Regions from separate parts of the Homo sapiens genome. Here region 2 is linked to region 1. The links are chromatin loops, found by intact Hi-C in ENCODE. Cell type or tissue: HCT116. All regions are shown on one strand. Links, peaks and the distances in the headings refer to the core of each region. The heading gives the core; the rest is flanking DNA.

What was found. Peaks named below come from ENCODE experiments on the same cell type or tissue, not always from the same donor. Only the 100,000 strongest peaks of a DNase experiment are listed, where the experiment ranks them.
Region 2: it touches region 1 in a loop (8-fold over the local background); 4 of 110 quality-filtered maps call a loop at or near these places.

The regions. Positions count from the first base shown.
Region 1 is chr4:76,504,849-76,515,957 of GRCh38, reverse strand. All of the region lies in intron 1 of SHROOM3 (shroom family member 3), which reads right to left. Among named protein-coding and RNA genes, the nearest start is that of MIR4450, 63 kb to the left of the region's middle. In HCT116, for the core only: a CTCF peak has its summit at 4,675 (motif pointing left); a DNase peak (open chromatin) is centred at 4,677.
Region 2 is chr4:77,303,594-77,314,702 of GRCh38, reverse strand. It overlaps the pseudogene LOC100421141. Among named protein-coding and RNA genes, the nearest start is that of CCNG2, 150 kb to the right of the region's middle. In HCT116, for the core only: a CTCF peak has its summit at 5,652 (motif pointing right); a DNase peak (open chromatin) is centred at 5,632; H3K27me3 peaks cover 2,319 bases.

The DNA.
Region 1 (11,109 bases), core at 1,461-9,460:
AACAGTTGAGCTTTCTACCCACCTGGAGTTTGAGAACAGATCAAGACCAGCTTATGCCTAATATCTCAAATTAATTATTTACCTCATAAAGTAGTACCAGGCAAGTGAGACTGATAAGTCTGTCCTAGCTTAGAAGAAAGACCACCTACATGACTTCTCAACATGACTTTAAATAATAAAATTAAATTTGGCAATGGGAAGTCTACACCCAGACAAGTCTCGGCTTGAGTTTATATGGTTTTTAGACGTAAAATCCAACTCTGGTCACTGACTGATACTGCAAACCCAGAAACATTAACCAAGAAATATTTCATATCCTCTGCTCTATTGGAATAAAACCCAAGCCACTGAGGAGTTTAAGGGCAAAGGACAATTCGAAAACCTGGAAGCAATGGTCAATGTGCTCATTAGAAGTTCTAAAGGAAATAATAATAATAACAATAACATTCTGAAGACCAGAGCCCAAGGGAATCTCAGAGAACAATGGAAATTTCTATTGTGTTGAAAATCATGGAATCAGCCTCTCTTCTCTTGTTTGGTTTTCATTTTCTTCCTTCCTTCCTTTTTTTTTTCAGACAAGTTCTCATTATGTCATCCAGGCTGGAATGCAGTGGCACCATCTTGGCTCACTGTAGCCTCAACCTCCTGGACTCAACTGATCCTTCTGCCTCAGGCTCCTGAGTAGTTAGGACTACAGGCACATGCCACAACATCCAGCTAATTTTTTTTTTTTTTTTTTTTTTTAGACAGAGTTTTGCTCTGTCACCCAGGCTGGAGTGCAGAGGCGTGATCTCAGCTCACTGCAACTTCTACCTCTTGGGTTCAAGCAATTCTCCTGCCTCAGCCTCCCAAGTAGCTGGGATTACAGGCTTCCAGCACCATGCCCAGCTAATTTTTGTATTTGTAGTAGAGACGGGGTTTCACCACATTGGCCAGACTGGTCTCGAACTCCTGACCTCAAGCGATCCACCCACCTTGGCCTCCCAAAGTGTTGGAATTACAGGTGTGAGCCACCACATCTGAACTTTTTTAACAAATGGGTCTCACTATGTTTCCCAGGCTGGTCTTGAACTCCTTGGCCTTACAATGTGCTGGGATTACAGATGTCAGCCACTGCACCCAGCTCATTTTCTTTCTTGAGCCAAGTATTTTCTCTTCCATCTTTCCTCGTTGTCTTGTTCTCCTTCCCTATACTTCATTTTTAATTTTAATTGAATTATATTTTAAATGTTTAATATATTTATTGAATAAAGTTTCACGCTTCATATATTATTGAGATGTAATTCGCATATCATAAAATTAAATCCACATACTATAAAATTCACCCTTTTTCATTGAACAGTTCATTGGCTTATAGTGTATTTACAGAGTTGTGGAACTAGGACCACTATCTAATTTCAGAACATTTTCATCGTCCCAAAAGAGACCTCATATCCACTCGCAGTCCTACTCCATTCTCCCCTATACCAAACCAGCCCCTGGCAGCCACTGAAGTACTTTATTTTTCTATGGATTTGCCTGTTCTGGGCATTTCATATGAGTGGAATCATGCAATATGTGGCCTTTGGTGTCTGCCTTCTTTCAGTTTTTTAAGGTTTCTCCACATTGCAGCATGTATCAGTACATCATTCTTTTTTATGGCTAAATAATATTCCATTATATTGATATACCACATTTAATGTATTCACCATCAGTTAACAAAAATGTGGGTTTCTCCACTTTTTGGCTATCATGAATAATGCTACTATGAACATTTGTTTGGATGTATGTTTTCATTTTTCTTGAGTATTTACCTAGCAGTGCAATTCCTGGCCATATGGTAAGTCCATGTTTAACTTTTTGAGAAACTTCCAAACTGTTTTCCAGAGTGGCTGAAAATTGTTACTATGCTTCATATTTTTTACTTAAACCAGTGAACGGCTTAAAAATTTTTGAAGTCAATTAAGTTGCTTTTTGCTTCCCTTTAGGCTTTGATTTACTTTTAATGTAGGTCTTTGGTCCTCAATAAACTGAAGGGTTCTACCCCTACTCCAGGAACTGTAGCAGCAGAACATTTTAAGTGATAAGTTAATGACTATAAAACGTATGTCATTTTTTAAAGATCAATGTCTGACCCGGATAAGAAAAATCAAAGTCCCAAGTCTTCCAGACTCCCCCTCTATTCCTCAGAATTTTCTCAGTGCCTGCCAGCTAAGGTCAGAGATATTATCTCTGTAGGTGTTTGCTAATGCCAATGAAGTCATTTTCTTTTAAAGGCTTTTCTGCCGCAATTACCCAGTTCTTGTTTCCTGCTTAAAGCATACTACCGGTAAATGTGATCAGTGAGATAGAAGTATTATTTTCCAGCCAGGCACGGTGGCTCATGCCTGTAATCCCAGTGCTTTGGAAGGCCGAGACGGGTGGGTCACCTGAGGTCAGGAGTTCAAGACCAGCCTGACCAACATGGTAAAACCCCATCTCTACTAAAAATACAAAAATTAGCTGGGCGTGGTGGCAGGTGCCTGTAGTCCCAGCTACGCGGGAGGCTGAGGCATGAGAATCACTTAAACCTGGGAGGCAGAGGTTGCAGTGAGCCAATATCATGCTGGCATGGGTAACAGAGCAAGACTCTGTCTCAAAAAAAAAAACATATTATTTTCCCCTCAAACATCAGAATTAGAATCAGCAACCAGCTTCCCCTTCTCCCACACTCAGCCTGAACAGCTTTCCTTGTGTTTAGCTGGCATTGTCTCCCTTTCAGAGTCGAAAGCATACATGTAAAACCTCTGATAGGGAATCATGAAAGACCCGACAGTAGAAAGTTCCACCAAGGGACCTTTGAAGTCAAAGGAAAGGAAGGATGAGTCTTTGACACAAAGTTAACCTACTGCTCCTGCTCTCAGGTGGAAGCTGGAAGCCCTGCATCTGTGGAGGGTGACTTAGCACCATGGCAGGCCTGAGATGGCACGGTGCAAGCATCAAAGCAATTCACAAGACTTGCTCATGTAGATGTGGGTGCACTCCACAGTTTGGGTACTTTTATGACATTGTGAAAGAAGTTGGTTATGATCCAATCCACCTTGTTTCTTCCCTGTATTTCAGCAAAACATTAACCATTTTCTACCCTAGTTCCTCCTTAAAGCTCACCCCAGTTGGTCATATCTCTGGTCTGTGATAAGGCCTTTACCAAATTTTCTGCTAACTGTCCCTCCGTGGGAGCACCTCATCAAGTTGAAAGAGAAATGTATGATTCCACGCTCATTGCAGTATCCGATCCCTACCACAAGTCCCTTAGGTCCAGGTTAGGTTTTCTTTCCCCTTCCCACCCCCAATCATTTTGGAGGTAATTTAGATAGTAACCACCAAAAAGGCCACCAGTTTAAAGGTTAAAACATTTTCCCTCCTTGTCCCTCGATCCCCAAGCACCCTGCAGAGGGTGTGACCCCTAAAGCAGGTAGAATCCTGCGGAAGTGAAGAAGCCCACATTGTGGTGAGAAAATGGCCCACATTCCAGATCTGCCAGTTTCTTCTGCTGCTTTCCTTAATGATTTTCTGCTCTTACCACTTAGCAGGAAGGAAATAAAAGAAGGAAGAGGATCCTCTCTGAAAAAAAAAGGCTCTGTTTATAACCTGCCCTCCTTCCTCTCCTCTGGAGATCCCCTCTGCTTTGGAATCTCAGGGTATGAGCCCAATGCCATTGTAGGGGTTGCAAGGTCAGTTTCCAGTTGCTTAAGTCATGTGGCATCTATCAGAACCATTAAACAACTTCTTCCTGGTACTTGTGTCAATTTCCTTCTAGTCTACATGTCAATCCTTTAACTTGACCTTTGGCCCTATCTTTTTAGCCCTTCCATTCTACTCCCACTGCCTCTCTTAGGTCAACTTCTGCCTGGAAATCCCCAAGGTCCCTGAAGAAAGAGGATCTTTCTATTTAGGCCTCAGGCCCACTCCCTCGGACCTCAGGTTGAAAATATTCTCCTGAGGGTCACCTCACCTGTGTCTCAACTAGGCCCCTGGCCTCTTCCCTAGGGATCTTCAGAACAACCTTCTTTAGATTCTGAGGACAGGCCCCTCACTCCGTTTCTGCAATGGGGTTTCCCATCTCACTTCATGGTCTGTCTCCCACTTTCTCACCATCCTTTTCCAGCCCCACCTGGCCAGGAGTGATCAGCTCCAACCAAGGAACACAGAAACCCAACCCACAGATCATCGAGATTTCCTACTATTGTTTATAATTGGAACATATTTGAATAGACTGGCAACACATGGGTGTTTTATTTGAAATTTTTTCCCTGAGAGAGCACTACCAAGCCCCCATACTGCAAATCCTCCCCGATCCTGGAAGACAGAAGTTGTTTTTATCTTGTAAAGCACATAGCTGCCATTCTGCCAGCAAGACCCCTGCTCATCACAGGTGAAAACTTGAAGGGTATTTTTCCAAGAAGCAGTAGAAGTGATAGAAAAAGCCTTGGAGAAATTGTAGGCAGAGGTGTTGTTGAGTGGTGACTTCAGTGGATATATTGAGAGTAGGGGAATTCCGATTATAGCGATAAAAGCATAATTCTAGGGACATTAAACCTGGGCCTCATAGAAACCACTAAGAGCAGGTAGTGATCTTAAGCCACCTAGATCTTTTACTTTATAACATAGTGTAAATTAAATAATACCATCTTATCCTACTGGTTTTGGCAAATGGCAGCCAAGAGCCTAGTCTTTTGCTGCCACCTTGTGTTTAGGAGACAAAAGTCTAAATTCACAATTGCTGTGGCATTATTATTATTATTATTATTATTTTTGAGATGGAGTTTCCCTCTTGTTGCCCAGGCTGGAGTGCAGTGGCGTGATCTTGGCTCACTGCAACCTCCACCTCCCAGGTTCAAGCGATTCTCCTGCCTCAGCCTCCCGAGTAGCTGAGATTACAGGCGCCAACCACCACACTTGGCTAATTTTTTGTATTTTTAGTACAGGCGGGGTTTCACCATGTTGGCCAGGCTGGTCTTGAACTCCTGACCTCAGGTGATCCACCTGCCTCGGCCTCCCAAAGTGCTGGGATTACAGGTGTGAGCCACCGTGCCTGGTGAGAAATGAACATTTTAGAGCCAGAAGAGATCTTAGAAATTCTCTAGTCCAGCTCCCTTCACTTCACTGATGAGGGAACCAAGACCTAGATTGGGACCAAAGTCTCCTTGTTCTTTCCCCTGTGCCACACTACCTCTCTGGTCAATTACACTCACATCACATGCACATATCGAGTCCTCAACAACTAAGGCCATTGAAGTACATGGCAGAAAAAGCCAGTCTGTCCAAATCCATAGGTGTCTCATTCAGTGGAAACATTTCCAGGGGATTGTGCAGTTGTATATGACAAGGCCAGGTGACCAATGACAACGAGAGCTAACACTTAGCACTCACTGTGGATCAACTGCTGTGCTAAGCACTTTGTGTATATCTCACTCAATTCTTTCAGTAACCCTATAAGGCAACAACTATTATTACCACCATCTTATATTTAAGGAAATTGAGGCTTAGAGAGGTTAAGTAACTTGCCCAAAGTCATTCAGCTACATCTGGCAGAGAGAGAACTCAAACTCAAGTCTGTAACTAGTACAATCTGTGCTCTTGCCCCCATTTTTTATTACTGATTATACTGACTTTACCTCATCCCATTCTTCAGAGATAACATTATTACAATTTGATATATTTCCTTTCAGCCTTTTTTAATGCATAGATAAATATTTTTATGGCACATTGAAATTGATTTCAACACGTTTGTACTATAAAATAATACTGAGGAGGTCTTATATATAAATCTTGGTCTGGATCTCAGTATTTTAATGATAGATTTATAGAAGGAAAAGTACGGGGTCTAAAATTACAATCTTAACTGAGGATTTTGGTATTGGCAAACTTATTTTCAGAGTGCCCGCACCATTTCACAGTCCCACCAATAGTATATGGAAGTACTCACTTTAACACTTCCTCACTGACATTGGAAGTGTTCATATTTGCTCAATTTTGCCAAAAATAATTTAAATTTTGGCAAATTTCAAGGATCTAGTAGATGAGAGCAATACATATCTGAGAATTTCAGACCTAAGGTAACCTAAATGATCCAATAAGAAAAAGACTCTTAGCTCACTTCTGAATATGTGTAATTCTATATGGAAAAAATTAGGTAAAAATTGGGTAAATGTCCAAAAATTCCAAATAAAGTATTTAAAGAGTCTGAGAGTGCTCACTTTTTTGGACATGGCTGAGTAGGAGGCACCATCATGGGAGTCCACACCTGCCACAAGGAACCCAGTGCCAGAAACTCAAGAGCCAGGAAATTGATCTAAAGCTGTTGGTCAAGCGGTACATGTTTCTGGCCAGAGGAACCAACTCCACCTTCAACCAAGTTGTGCTGTAGAGGATATTCATGAGTGGCAGCAACAGGCCAGATGATCAAGAAAATGAAGTTTCCTGGCCAAGAACACAAAATGAATGGTTGTGGGGATCATAATTGGAGGGCAAGGTCCTGACCTGGACGCCCCCAAAGTCTATGCATTGTCCTGCTCTTTCATCCTCACAAGGACCAAGAAATATACAAGCATTTCAGTAAGGCCCCAGGTACCTGCACAGCTACTCCAAACCCTACACCAGAGGCCAAGAGGCCAGCTGTACTACAAAAACTAACCGGATCCTGTCATTATTAAAAATATTGTGGATGCTGGATTCGGAGGGGGGGATATGTATACACTGGCAATGAACAATCTGAAAATGAAATTTTAAAAAAATTCCATTTATAATAGCTTCAAAAAGAAGAACATACTTAGAAATAAATTGAACAAAAGAAATGCAAAACATATTGCTATGGTTTGAATGTATGTGTCCCTCCAAAATTCATGTTAGGATCTAATAGTCAGTATGATAGTATTAAGAGGTGTGTCTTTTGGGAAGTGATTAAGTCATGAACACTCCAACCTCATGAATGGGATTAGTGCTGTCATGAAACAGGTTGAAGGAAGGGCTCTATTCCTTTGTCCTTCCGCCTTCCACCATGTAAAGTCAAGCAACAAGGTGCCATTTTGGAAGCAGAAGGCAAGCCCTCACCAGATACTGAATCTGCTGGTGCTCTGATCCTGGACTTCCCAGACTCCATAACTATGAGCAACAAATTTATGCTGTTTACAAATTACTTGGTCTAAGGTATTTTGTTATGGCAGCAAAAATGTACCATGACACATATACACTGAAAACCATGAAACATTGTTGAAAGAAAATTTAAAAGACCTAAATAAATGAAGGACATCCCACGTTCATTGATTGGAAGGCTTTATATTGTTAAGATGGCAATATTCCCCAATTTGATCTACAGATTAAATGTAATCCCTATTAAAATCTCACTTGGCTTCTTTGCAGCAACTGAAAAGCGATTTTAAAATTCATATGGAAACTCAAGGGACCCAGAATATCCAAACAATCTTGAAAAAGAAGAAAGAAGTTGGAAGACATACTTTCAAATTCAAAACTTACTACAAAGCCACAGTAATCAAGACAGCATGGTACTGGCAGAAGAACAGACATAAATAGAATATAATAGAATTGTGAGTTCAGAAATAAACCCTCATACTTATGGTCAACTGATTTTCAACAAGGGAACCAAGAAAATTAAATGGGGAAAAGAATAATGTTTTCAACAAATGATGTTAGGCCAGCTGGATATCCACAGATCAAAGAAAAAGCTGGACCCTTAGCTCATACCATAGACAAAAAGTTAAAATATCAAAAAAAACCTGAATGTAAGAGCTAAAGCTATAAACTTACAGAAGAAAACACTGGCATAAATCTTCATGACCTGGAATCAGACAATGGTTTCTCGAATACGATTACAAAAGCACAAGTAATAAAAGAAAAAAATAAATTGGACATCATCAAAATTTAAAACTGTGTTTCAAATGACAACATAAAGAGAATACAAAAACAACCCTGATAATGGGAGAAAATTGTTGTAAAACATGTATCTGATAGGGGCTTGCATCTACAATACAAGTCTTAGAATTCAATAATAATTCAACAATAAAAAGACAATTCAATTTTTAAAATGAGCAAAGGATTTATATAGACATTTCCGATAAGAAGATATACAAACGACCGGCCAGGCATGGTGGCTCACTCCTGTAATCTCAGCACTTTGGGAGGCCGAGGCTGGCAGATCACGAGGTCAGGAGATCGAGACCATCCTGGCTAACATGGTGAAACCCTGACTCTACTAAAAATACAAAAAAATTAGCCAGGCCAGGCATGGTGGCGGGCGCCTGTAGTCCCAGCTACTCGGGAGGGGCTGAGGCAGGAGAATGGCATGAACCTGGGAGGTGGAGCTTGCAGTGAGCCGAGATCACGCCACTGCACTCGAGCCTGGGCAACAGAGCGAGACTCCATCTCAAAAAAAAAAAAAAAGAGAGATACAAATGACCAAAAGTGCATGAAAAGATGCTCAATATCTTTAACTATTAAATAAGTGCAAGTCAAAATCACAATAAGATACCACTTCATACCCACTAAGGCAGCTATGATCAAAAAGACATAATAACAAGTATTGGTGAAGATGTAGAGAAATTGGCCCTGCTGATTAGAGTGTAAAATGGTGCAGCTGCTTTGGAAAACAGTTTTCTCTATAACCTGATATAAGGTCAATATTTGCATGTGTTATTTGGTCATATGAGTCTATCTGGAATCACATTTGGATTTATTTATTAAATTGTTTAGATATTTTATGTCCTTTTTAGTTTTCCTCTGCTTGATCAGACATGGACCAACAAAGGTGATTAAAACCTTCTCCTTTTATTTCTTCTTCCTTGTTGCATAAAGTTATGTGATAACTCCATTATCATTGCAAATTATAATCTTTTTCATTATAAATTTTTTCTTTGCTTCATTTAAGAAGAGTTCAGGCTTATTTGACATTAATAATGTGAAACAAGGTTCCGTTTTTTAGTATTCACCTTTTATGCCTTGGTCCATATTTTTGGTTATTATGGAGAGGACCAAATATATAAAATAGAGTACATTATTTTTACATACATGGGATCATAAATGGGGGAAAGGAAGTATGGAGGGAGTACTGTAAGAGAGTTAAACGTTCATCTTCCATAATAGAAAGTCAATAGATAATACTACATATGGACAAAAAAAATGAAGAAGATCCATAAAACATGTTATTAAAAATATGATGATAAATATAAAAAGAAATAGTTGAGAGTTGAGTAGTTGCTGCAGGGAATCAGGAATGAGGTAGGATGGGACTGGGGAGGAGAGGTTACTAGTATCTGTAGCCACTCTGTTTTGGGATACTATATCCTTCATACCCTTCCCTTTCCTTTAAGGGATTGATAATTGATTAAGATGATTGATACTAAACACAGATAACATTATTGAGAGCCCACTATGTGCCAGGCTAAGATACATCCTGCAGTATCTGTGAGGGATTGGTTCCAGGCCCCCTCATCCACAGACACCAAAATCCATGGATGCTCAAGTCCCTTATATAAAATGGTATAGTATTTGCATATGACACACACACATCCTTCCATATACTTTATTTTTATACTTTTTGTTTTTTATCATACTTTAAGTCCTGGGCTACATGTGCAGAACGTGCAGGTTTGTTACATAGGTATGCACGTGCTATGGTGGTTTGCTGCACCCATCAACCCATCATCTATATTAGGTATTTCTCCTAATGCTATCCCTCCCCCAGCCCCCCACTACCTGACAGGCCCTGGTGTGTGATGCCCTCCCCCCAACCCGTGTCCATGTGTTCTCGTTGTTCAACTCCCACTTATGAGTGAGAACATGCAGTGTTTGGTTTTCTGTTCTTGTGTTAGTTTGCTGAGAATGATGGTTTCCAGCTTCATCCATGTCCCTGCAAAGGACATGAACTCATCCTTTTTTATGGCTACGTAGTATTCTATGGTGTATATGTGCCACATTTTTTTATCCAGTCTATCATTGATGACATCCTTCCATATACTTTAAATCATCTCTAGGCTGAGCATGGTGGCTCACACCTGTAATCCCAAGCACTTTGGGAGGAGGAGGCAGAAGGATCACTTGAGGCCAGGAGTTGGAGACATAGTGAGACCCTATCTCTACAAAAACTAATAATAATAATAAATTAGCCAGGCATAGTAGCATGAGCCTGTAGTCTCTTTGGAAGGCTGAGGTGGGAGGATTATTTGAGCCCAAGAGTTCAAGGTTGCAGTGAGCTATGATCATGCCACTGCACTCCAGCCTGGGCAACAGAGCTAGACCCTGTTTCAAAAAAAAAAAAAAAAAAGTCACAATACCTAATACAAGGTAAATGCTTGTAAATAGTTGTTATACTATATTATTTTAAAATTTGTATTATTTTTATTGTTGTATTATTATTTATTATTTTTTTCCCAAATATTTTCAATTTGTGGTTGGTTGAATCCATAGATGCAGAACCCACAGATACAGAGGGCCAATTGTATGTATGGATGTATAAAGTAAGGGTACAGCCATGCCTGGAGAAGGGTTGTAGTGTTGGGTCCCAGAGCTGAGTCAAAACAGAAGTGTACATCTTTAAAAATGCAGAAAAAACATATGATAAAATTCAATACCTATTCATGGTTTCAAACAAAATCTTAGGAAAGTAGGAATGGAAGGGAATTTCCTTAAATCCTTAATCTTCTCAAGAACCTTAGTAAGGTGGGTACTATTGTTACTGCCATTTATCAGATAAGGAATCTTAAGTTCACAGGGCTTATAATTGGCAACATTATGCCTGGCTGTGTGACTTGAGATCTTCTACCTATTGAGTTATCTTAGGTTAATGGGACATGGGTACACAAAGTAATCCTTAAAATGAAAAGAACTCAAAGCTATACTCTTTGTACATTCTCTCATGTCCACAAGAGGGCACCAGGATTCATTAAATTCAAGCCCAATAGTCAAATGTTGAAGTAATTGTAGAGAATCAAACTGCTTAAATATTAGTAAATTTGAAAACCTACAAGTGTGTATTCTCCCAGGTACACCTGCAACTTGGGTCTGAATTGGCCAGCTCTGCACTTTTCAATGATAAAATCCCATTGCCAGTTAGAGTCTTCATACATTTCTACTTAC
Region 2 (11,109 bases), core at 1,037-9,036, 800 kb before region 1:
CTATCAAAAGAGCCAAAGACAAGTAAATTCCTAAATCACAAATTTTTGTTCAGGAGTTTATAAGCCTCTGTCAGTAAACCTAATACCATTTTGGGGTAAGGAAACAAACTTCTGTTCCAAATGCTGAGGACACTATTTCCAATTCTAAAGCATCCTGACTATGCTCTATGGTTATAGCACCAAGGAAAATATGCCTCTAGGCTACATCTTTGGAGACTTGAAAATGTAACCTATTATACCATGAATCTCTATGTTAAGGTGATTGACACACAGTCCAAGATGAGAATATATCCTCATCTCTGCAGAGGCCAATGTCCTGGCTACGTGGTCAGTAGACTAGACGGAAGGGGATTAGGAATTTTGAGACAACAAGTCTATGAAAAGGCACGTGCCTGTAGAAAACAGGTAGATTTTATGTTCTATGTTAAGCCCCACTACAAAGCATCAACCACAGAAGACTGGGTGAACAAGACCCAATGGCTGTGCCAGTTTTCAGTAGCCCACTTGGATCAGCTAATGGGAGAATAAGTGGCCCTAGTGACAAAGATGAAGACTACACAGGTACCCAACAGCATGGAATGCCAGTTTCTAGGGACAATCTAGCTACTGCTGCCTCTGAATGTCCAGCCTGCTGGAGATAAAACATTGGATCTAAATATGGCATTCTGACACCAACATACTACTTGGTAGCAGGTTAACTACATTGAACCCCTTCCCTTCTAGAAAAGCCTACAATATAGACTCACAGGAATAGATAGCTATCTTGCCATGGGTTTGTCTTTCTTGGTTGGAGACCCTTCACTACCACCACTATTTGCAATGTCCCCTCTACAGGCATGGAATTATACCCAGAAGGACATCTCACCAATGGACTGAGGTCACATATAAGGTACAGTGGACCTCAATCATGGGATAAACTGGTGTCACTGCATCTTTCAGAAGCAAGTAGCTTCAATGTTCAGACAGCTTCACACAGCATAGAAGCACTCAGTTAAACTACTGAAAATTTGGTGCCCTCCATGATGCACATTATAGAAACATCTATGTGATACTCTACACTCTATCCCAAGTAGAAAGACTACATAGGTGCTAAAAATGAGGAAGGAGCCCAAGTGGTGCCATTTTCCATCACTCCAAATGAGATATCACATCGCCTTGTGCATCAAACATGTTGCAGGGAAAAGAAAACAGTCAGCAGGAAGAGCTTTGGGCTGTTCTACACACAGGGAGAAGTTAATATAAGTTGAATTCAGGTTTGACTTGTGTCATCATACTTCTTTGACCCATTGTAGCTCACATTCAAAACTGAAAAGCATATGATCACTAGGGATTCAGACCCATTAATATTAACATTTGTTTCATACCAGTAGGTAAGCACTAACCACCTGAGATGGCGGCTCAGGGCAAATGGAATTTAGAGTGGCTAGTGCAGGAGGAAGAGGATTAGTATCAGTTGTTGGGGTAGCAGGAGCTGTATCTCATCCCACTAGCATCCTCCAAGTTTCCTCCTGTAAACCAGGAGTCACTGCTCTGTGAACCTCCATAGAGAAGATCTGAAGCACAGGAGTCAACTGTGCTGGTCATTAGAACACACTTCCCTTGGCTCTTTCCAACTGACGCTTGTGTTGGGATGCTAAGGCAGGCCCATTTAAGGCACTTGGAACTCTAGATGGCAAGTACCAGAGCCCAAATCACCCATCAAACCTTGCCAAAACACTATGGCACCTCAGTCTAAGCCACTTCCTACATAACACTTCTTTCCTTCACAAGGTCAATCCTGCTTTGTGGTCTAATCTTCTTCCAAATTCCTCTAACTCCCTCCTCTATTTCCCTCACAAGACTTTCTTCCCACTCCCATTACTCTTGTACACCTAATTCCATCTTGGCATCTGTATGTAAGAGGGCACAAGTCAGCAGCAGAAAAGTTTAGTTTCAACTAAAACTGAAGTACTAGAATTCAGATGTGAAGACAAGCATGCATATCCCCTGAAGACACTTCTAAGGCTACTTCATGAGGAGGAGGTTGACTATCTTATGTCAGATGATTTGGTCCATTTCTCTATTATCTTAACACTATGGATATTAACTTTATTCCATTTGATATTGTTATCTAGTATATATGGATCTTCTCTTCCAAAGTTTGTCCTCATCTTTCCAATCCTAATTTTACAGTTTGCCAGGTTACCTCCTGCCATTTGCTCTGGGCCAATTACTTTGCATTCTTCTGCTCTGGTCTTTTCATTTTCTGCTCTAAACAATATCTTTCTACTTTTGGCTTTCCTGAGCATAGCTATCTACCTACTTTTGGCTCTAATCAATGCCTCAACAGGTAGCTTATCACCAACCATCCAAAACTTAAGTGGCCAGAGGAGTGAACACAGACTGACCAGCAGGACCAGAATTCACATTTGTTTTGATTGGAGGTTCACTGGGTCTGAACTGACTAGGACTCAGGTAACTCTGCCACCAACTCTTGCTTTGCCTTCCCCTGCATGTTCCTGCAAACAGAGTCAAGTTAGAATGGTATTTAGTTGGGAATTCAGCAAGGAAAATGTGATTCTCACATTTCCATTAGGGAGTAGCTTAGTAAAATGAAACCAAGTGTTTCTTCAATGGTAGATGTCAATTTCAGGAACTCTGTTAAAAGTAGTTTATCATCCTGAAACTCACGAACAGGTCAAAGCTTGCCCAAAACCTAGTTCTAAAATAGCAATTCTTCCCTTGCTAACCATTTTGTGTCTGATTAATGAGGTAGATTAATAAAATGTATTGTGACATTTCACAGAACTAGTGCTAACATTTGAGTACCAATGGCCAGAAAACAAGTTTGGAGCTCTAGAAACATGCTTACCCTGAACAAAGGCATGTGTGAAACATAGTAGAGGTGTGAAGAAGATTCCTGAAATCTCACAGGTGAAATTTCAGTCATTTGATTGGCAATGACCAAGAGGACAAGGCTTCGGAAGAGGACTAAGATGAGAAGGATTAAGATGGTAACTTCCACTCAGAAGGCTATGTTGGCTTCATGGGCAAGAAGTGCTGCAAGAGCCATTTCACCCACAGCTGTGAATTTGTGTTCCAGTCTACCTCTGTTGAAACCTTTCTGTGGCAAGCCTCTGACATCAGGCAATGTGGGGTCCATGGCAGGCTTCTCTGTAAAGGGTTAGGCTCACCAGTAGATCTATGCACGTCAGACCTGGGTGCACAACACTTAAACAAGAGCATTTCTTTTACCAGTCTGCACTTTTCCATCCCCAGACTTGGAGGGTAACATTGTTCCCTAAATATACTTACAGGAATAACAAAGTGAGACTATGGTAATGGGTAAGAAAAACAACCTAGTTTGAACACACTGCAGATGGTCAATATGCCACCCCAGAACATGCCACTTTAGCATAAGAATTATTTTCCACTGAAGGCAATTAAGCAGATATAGGCAAAACTCTCTGACCCCCATTTGGAGACAAGCAGAGTACACTTGCCAAAGTGTCTTTCCCCTCCCTCTACTGCAACTGACTGCAGTAGACTCTGAACATGACTAATTTAGCACGCTGTGTTATTTCAGGAATGCCCTTCACACACATTTTTCCTGGGTAAGCACATTTCTGGGGCCTCAGGAAAACCCGTGTTTTCCCAGCACAGGACAAGGATGCCCTTTCTCACCACTCCTATTCAACATAGCATTGAGAGTCCTGGGCAGAGCATTCAGGCAAGAGAAAGAAAGACCATCCAAATAAAAAGAAGTCGTCAAACTATCCCTGTTTGCAGATGACATGACCCTATACCTAGAAAACCTCAGTCTCAGCCTAAAAGCTCCTTCAACTGATAAACTTCAGTGAAGTCTCAAGACTCAAAAAAAAAAAAAAAAAAAAAAGAGTGTCATTAGCATTCCTGTACACCAACAGTCAAACCAAGAGCCAGTCAGGAATGCAATCCCATTTACAATTGCAAGAATAAAATATCTAGGAACACAAAAAGGAGAACTACAAAACACTATTCAAAACAAATCGGAGATAAATGGAAAAACATTCCATGCTCGTAGAGAGGCAGAATCAATATCATTGAAATGGCCATGCTTCCCAAAGCAATTTATAGATTCAGTGCTATTCCCATTAAACAACCATTGACATTTTTCACAGAACTAGAAGAAAATCTATTTTAAAATTCATATGGAATCAAGAAGAGCCCGAATAGCAAAGACAATCCTAAGCAAAAAGGAAGGTGAAGGCATCATGTTACCTCACTTCAAACCATGCTACAGGGCTAGAGTAACCAACACAGTATGGTACTGGTACAAAAACAGACCAGCAGAACAGAATAGAGCCCAAAAATAAGGCTAGACACCTACAACTGTCTGATCCGACAAAGCTGACCAAAACAAGCAATGGGGAAAGGACTCTGTAATTCAAATGTTGCTGGGGTAACTGGCAAGCCATATGCAGAAGCTTGAAACTGGACCCCCTTACACCATATACAAAAAACAAGATGGATTAAAAGACTTAAATGTAAAACCCAAAACTATAAAACCAGGAGGACAACCTAGACAACACCATCCTGGACATAGGTACAGCAAAGATTATGACAAAGACTCCAAAGGCAATTGCACCTAAAGCAAAAATTGACAAGTGAGATCTAATTAAACTAAAGAACTTCTGTACAGCTAGAAGAACTATTGGAGTAGACAACCTACAGAATGGGAGACAATATTTGCTCACTATGCATTTGACAAAGGTCTAATATCCAGCATTTATACAGAATTTAAAATTGACAAGGAAAGAAACCACCCCATCAGAAAGTGGGCAAAGGATATGGACACTTTCCAGAAAACATATGTGGCCAAGAAGCATACGAAAAAAAAGTTCAGTATCACTGATCATTAAAGAAATGCAAATAAAAACTTCAAAACAATGAGGTGCCATTGGCTATTAAGTTAAAAATTAACAGGTTCTGGCAAGGTTACAGAGAAAAAGGAACATTTACACACTGTTGGAGTGTAGATTAGTTCAACTGCAGAAAACTGGTGATTCATCAGAGCTACCATTCAACCCAGTAATCCCATTACTGGGTATATACCCAAGTGATTATAAATCATAAAGATACATGTACATATTTATTGCAGCACTATTCACGATAGTGAAGACATGGAATCAACCTAAATGCCCAATGGCAGACTTAAGAAAATGTGGTACATATATGCCATGGAATACTATGCAGCCATAAAAAGAATGAGATCATGTCCTTTGCAGAAACATGGATGGAGCTGGGGGCCATTTTCCTGAGCAAATTAACACAGTGACAGAGAACCAAATACTGCATATTCTCACTTATAAGTGGGAGCTATACATGGATTCAGATGGAAACACACTGGGGACCTATTGGAATGTGGAGAGTGGGAAGAGGGAGAAAATCAGGAAAACTAATGGGTACTGGGCTCAGTACCCGGGTGACTAAATCTGTACAACAAGCCACTGTTACATGAATTAACCTATATAACAAACCTGCACATTACCCCCTGAACTTTAGAGTTAAAAAGCATTAGGTAAAAATAAAAACACGTGGGTTTTCTGGTCACTGGTCCTCAAACTCAGTCATTGGCACCAGGAAGGACAAAGGCTAACCAAAGTTTGCTTTAGACCTTTATCAGCCTGTAGATGGCACCATAGCCATCTACATAACATAGCCTTTATATTTACCCTCCTTCATTTGCCACCCATAGTGACTCAAGGTCTTCTTTTGTCTTGTCACTTTTCTAAAATCATATTGCTCTTTGTTCAGGGTGCCATATATAAGCCAGCATTCTAAGCCACTTCTTTGAGCTCCCTCATTTTGTGGGACCTCACCATGTATGAGGTATTGCTGCAACCTAGAGTTTCTCTTGTTTAAAAAAGCTTATTCCTTCTTTAAATCCTGGATGGAAGTGCACAGGCAATGGCTACAGCTTTTTTTTTTTTTTTTTTTTTTTGAGACAGCGTCTCACTCTGTCGCGCCCAGGCTGGAGTGCAGTGGCGCAATCTCGGCTCACTGCAAGCTCCGCCTCCGGGGTTCACCCCATTCTCCTGCCTCAGCCTCCCAAGTATCTGGGACTACAGGCGCCCGCCACCGCGCCCAGCTAATTTTTCGTATTTTTAGAGACGGGGTTTCACCATCGTCTCCATCTCCTGACCTCGTGATCCGCCTGCCTCGGCATCCCAAAGTGCTGGGATTATAGGCGTGAGCCACCACGCCCGGCCTACAGCTTTTCTTAACTGGTGTCATACGTGACATCTTAAAGCAATACCTTGTCTATAAAAATGGCATCTATGCTGGTAAACTTTGTTATAAGCAGTTAGTCATGTGCCACACGACGTCTTGGCCAACAATGGACCACAAACACAGAATGGTGTTATCTTAAGATTGTAATACCTTTTTTGAGACAGTCTTGCTCTGTCACCCAGGCTGGAGTGCAGTGGCACGATCTCAGCTCACTGCAACCTCCACCTCCCAGGTTTAAGCAATTCTCATCCCTCAGCCTCCCAAATAGCTGGGAATGCAGGTGCACACCACTACGCCTAGCTGATTTTTTAAGTAGAGATGGGGTTTTGCCATGTTGGTCAGGCTCATTTCAAAAAGTAATCCACCCACCTCAGCCTCCCAAAGTGCTAGGATTACAAGCATGAGCCACTGCGCCTGGCCTGTAATACCTTATTTTTATTGTATATTTTCTATGTTTAGATACACAGATCACAATAGCTTACAGTATACAGTACAGTAACATGCTGTACAGGTTTGTATCCTGGGAGCAATAGACTTTGGCATGTAACTTAGGTATGTAGTAAGCTGTACCATCTCGATTTGTGTAACTATATTCTATGGCATGCACATAATGATAAAATTGTTTGATATCTCAGAACATATCCATATCTTTAATACACAACTGTATAAGCATATGGATGTGATAATGTAGGTGTTATGTTGGTCAAGGCATACCGTTTCCAACTCCCTTTGGGAGATATTCTACCTCCTCCCACTGCATTTTCAAGTTTAGTCTGGAAAGCATTAGTGTTACTTAGTTCTACCTAATGCCCCCTGTTTATTAGCTAAAGGTCAGTATTAGTCTTGCAAGCGATAAACCAATTTACTCTAATACACACATTCTTGGTGTTTCTTTGGGCTGTAACTGTTAGGATTCTTTGGATAACAGATGACCAACACCCAACTGCACTGGCTTAAAAAGGAAATTAATTGACTCAAGAATATAAATATAGTGCTGGCTCCAGCTGAGACTACTTCAATAGGCTCATTTTCACCAAGAACCAGATTTCCTTACATCTTCTGTATCCTTCATATCATATTCATGCTCGGAGTCTACAGAGCCCCACTACAACCCTCTGGATGGCAAGTTCCAGACTCTCCCATCATGATGGACTTGCTCTACACTTCAGGTATTTATTTCAAAGCTCTTCTTGAAACATTATCAATCAATTCCAGCAGTATCACCTTGGGTTTTAGTGGCATGCCCATCTTGATAGTATGCCCATCCCTTCACAATCTATGGTAGTCATGGGAATGTAGGCAGGGAAATGGGATGCCCTAATATGCTCAAGTCATCCAGACCTATGGCTGAGAATGACCAAGGATATAAACAGTATATGAAATAATCTCCAAAACAAAGTCAGCAGTCATTTGGCTGACAATAGGGAAACAAATGTTGAGACAGCATCGGAAAAGTGTCTGCTGTAGGACATAAACCTAGTGTAGGATCAGTGTGAGTTTATAATGCTTTTTTCACCCTTCTGTATCAACCTGGATTCAGATTTACCAGTCTACCCAGAACTCTTCTGTAACTTCACTGCCACATGAGGCTTCTATAGAGAACCTCTTTTTGTGGGATGAAGGCTCTCCTGCAGCTCCTGTTTTCTCACAGGCATCTATTGCAACAGAAAGAACAGACAGACTAACAGATACAGAATACCTTGGCCAGCTGCATGTATTCCCAAGCTTGAACCAAAGCCAGGGTCCTTGAATATTCTCAGGCACTGACGAACTTGTTTAGGCTGTTGCATCAAGCATGTTGATTAACACGTAAAGGCTAGCCCCATGCCTAGTCAAATTCTGAAGACTCAAAACACTAACCTGTCCCACTCATTGGGGACATACCCAAGATACCCTTTCACTATCCACAAGGATCCCTGCATTTTGTAAGCAAGCTTCCTGGTAGGTGTTTTAGATTTATCCCCCTGGCATTTAGTGCATTTGGATTCCCAGCTGGCCCCATCTTGGGATGGTGGGCAAGTCCCATGAGTGAACTCCCCAGCTGTTGCTTTTGGGGCAACTCCAGGTAGTGGGTTGGCTGACAGAACATGAAATAAGTTCTTGCAGCTTAGGTGGTACACTGGTAAGCATAGCTGCCTTCCAGTAAGTTCCTACATGTACAATCCTGCCTCAGTATGGGGTTCTCACAGGACCAACAACTCGTTAGTTTTCCCCCAACCCTGACTCAAGACCCCAGAACCCAGAAAGGCCCTTATACTTCGTTTAAAACTCCATGTTTAGGTACCTGCCTCTGATAGAGGCAGTCTTATGTTCAGTTCATTTCTAACCAAGTCTCTGCCTTATACTGAAATACAATCCAAGCAGACCTAGCCTGGAAACCCACACGTGGGTACAAGAAGAATCATCCAGATTATAAGAGTGAGGCTCGAATCAGTTTGTAGAGATCAAAGTGATGAGTATGTCAACAATTGCATTGTTGCATAATTACCAGGAGGTGGCAGAGAATGAGTTTCAATTCTGACCCAAGATCAACTCCAGCCACAGGAGCCACATTGCATCCCACCATCTTTCCTCAGTTTCCCCTCAAGAACAGGAGCCTGTGGGACAGTTACTTCTGTCAACTTGTACAGATAAGTGTACCTGTGCAGCACAGTGGCCACCTGTGGAGCCATTAGAATGCCATACATCCCATGTGTGGTCGTTTCCAACTGATGCCCAGGTGCAGCTGGGATGCTAAGGCCGTCCTATTTAGGACACTCACCACTCCTCTAATGGGCAATCTGGGCTCTAGTATTTGCCATCGGCCTTGCCAAGGCACTTAGTATCACCTCAGTCTAAGCTACTTCCTATCCAGTATTTTCCTTCACAGGGCCTGACCTGCATTATAAGTGGATCTACACCCAGATCTTTCCAGCTTCCTCTCCTGTATCCCTCACAGAACTTTCTCCTCCCACAACTCAAACATTCAATTCCTTTTTGGCATCTGCATGTATGAGGCCACAAGGCAGCAATGAAAAAGCTTTTAATTTCAACTAGGCACACTCAGGTACATTCAGATGTGAAAGCAAGCTTGTGTATCACTGTACACACTCCCAAGACTGCTTTATTCAAAAGAAATAGATGCTCAGAGCCAGCCACATCTCATAAAACATGGAGGAACTCAGTGATCAGTTAATAGCCATGTCCTATGGACTCAGATACTACACCCTAGAGTCACTATGTGTCTCCTTCAGAGGAAGGAAAGCCCAAATACCCTGATCAACTTTTTTTGACCTATCTGGTCAAATAAGCCAGTGAAGAGACCTACAAAAGTGCCTTCTAGCCTTTAGGTGCAGGACTTGCTTTCATGTGCATTTCTAGAGTGATTTTTTACCAGTTGGGATCAGTTGAGTTCCTGAATGTCGGTAATAGGAAGGAAGAGCTTCTAATAGGAGACTGCTATAAGTAAAGAGCAGTGCTTTACTGAGCTGAATGGGTAGATGCATTTTACCTCCCCGTGCTTTATAAAGACTGGCAAGTGCTAGCCAACTTTTCACCAGGCCAAGGCTCTGTAACCCTTTCTTCCTGAGCCTGACCCACATGTAACAGTTGATCCATTTGAGAGTCAAGTATAGAATATAGTTTTGCCAGAGAAGTAACATCAATACTCCATTCCACAGTCTGTAGCACCAGAAATGGTTCATGGAAGCTCCCCCTTGAATGTCAAGACAATTCTGTAGTTAAGTGGAATCAGGCCCTTCATCACTCAGAATCACTGGCTGCCTGTGCTCTAGGATGTTGTATTAACAGATTTCCAACTCTGGATGCAGATTAAGAACTAACCTCCAAGAGGCTATAAAGGCAGGAATGTTGCATGACCTCCATGCCCAGAGCTGTTTCTATATACCTCTTGTAGAGTTGTTCTTAGCTTTGGAATACATTTTTGTTAGATAATTGGTAAGATCAACTTTCATACAACTTAAAAAACTACAAAAATCTAAGGCCTAAAAACCACAGATTTCAATCTCATCCTGAAGACAATGAGGACATTTCATTACAATTTGTCAAACACTTTTAAATCACAATCTACCTACTGGACAAAAAGATCCTTGCCACCACCTCCTCTCCCCCAAACTATCATCATCATCCATTTCTCACTCCCTGGCCTTTTGTAAAGTGACATTTGCCAGAAGCCTTAAGTATTACTGACTGGGGCCCAGAATACCCCATAGCCAGTTTTCAGCTTGCCCTAGTAAGTGATTTGCATATATCAGTTGCTGCCGTAAGTGATCAAATCTCTTTAACAAAGTCATTATCAAATCAAACTTTTTTCAAAAATATGCTCTTTGCTAAATAACAGACCTTCCTCACTGCTTTACCAGAAGGGCACAGGCACAAAAGACGGGTATATCCTCAGCCACAAGTGTAGATATTTCAGGAGTTTAAAGCCTCTGTCAGCATCACTAATGCAGTTTTGAGATTAGGAAAGAGACCAACTTATGTCCCAAGTGTTGGCTTAAGACATGATTTTCAATTGCAAAGCAGCTTGGCTATATATTATGTTTGTGGCATCCTTGATAAGCCTCTCTGGCCCACTATGTAGGGCAAGTAATTGACATCTCTAGCTGTTTTAATAATCTATTTTTCTGGAATAAGGAGTGGCCTAAGATGAGAATATATGCTCATCTCTGGCAGAACCCAATGGCCTGCCCATCGGGTCAGTGGCCTAGAAAGTCAGTCTGAGTTCCGTTCCAAGATGGCCAAATGGGAAGAGCTCCAGTCTGCAGCTCCCAGCATCGTCAATGCAGACGACGGGTGATTTTGGCATTTCCAACTAAGGTACTTAGCTCATCTCATTGCAACTAGTTGGACAGTGGG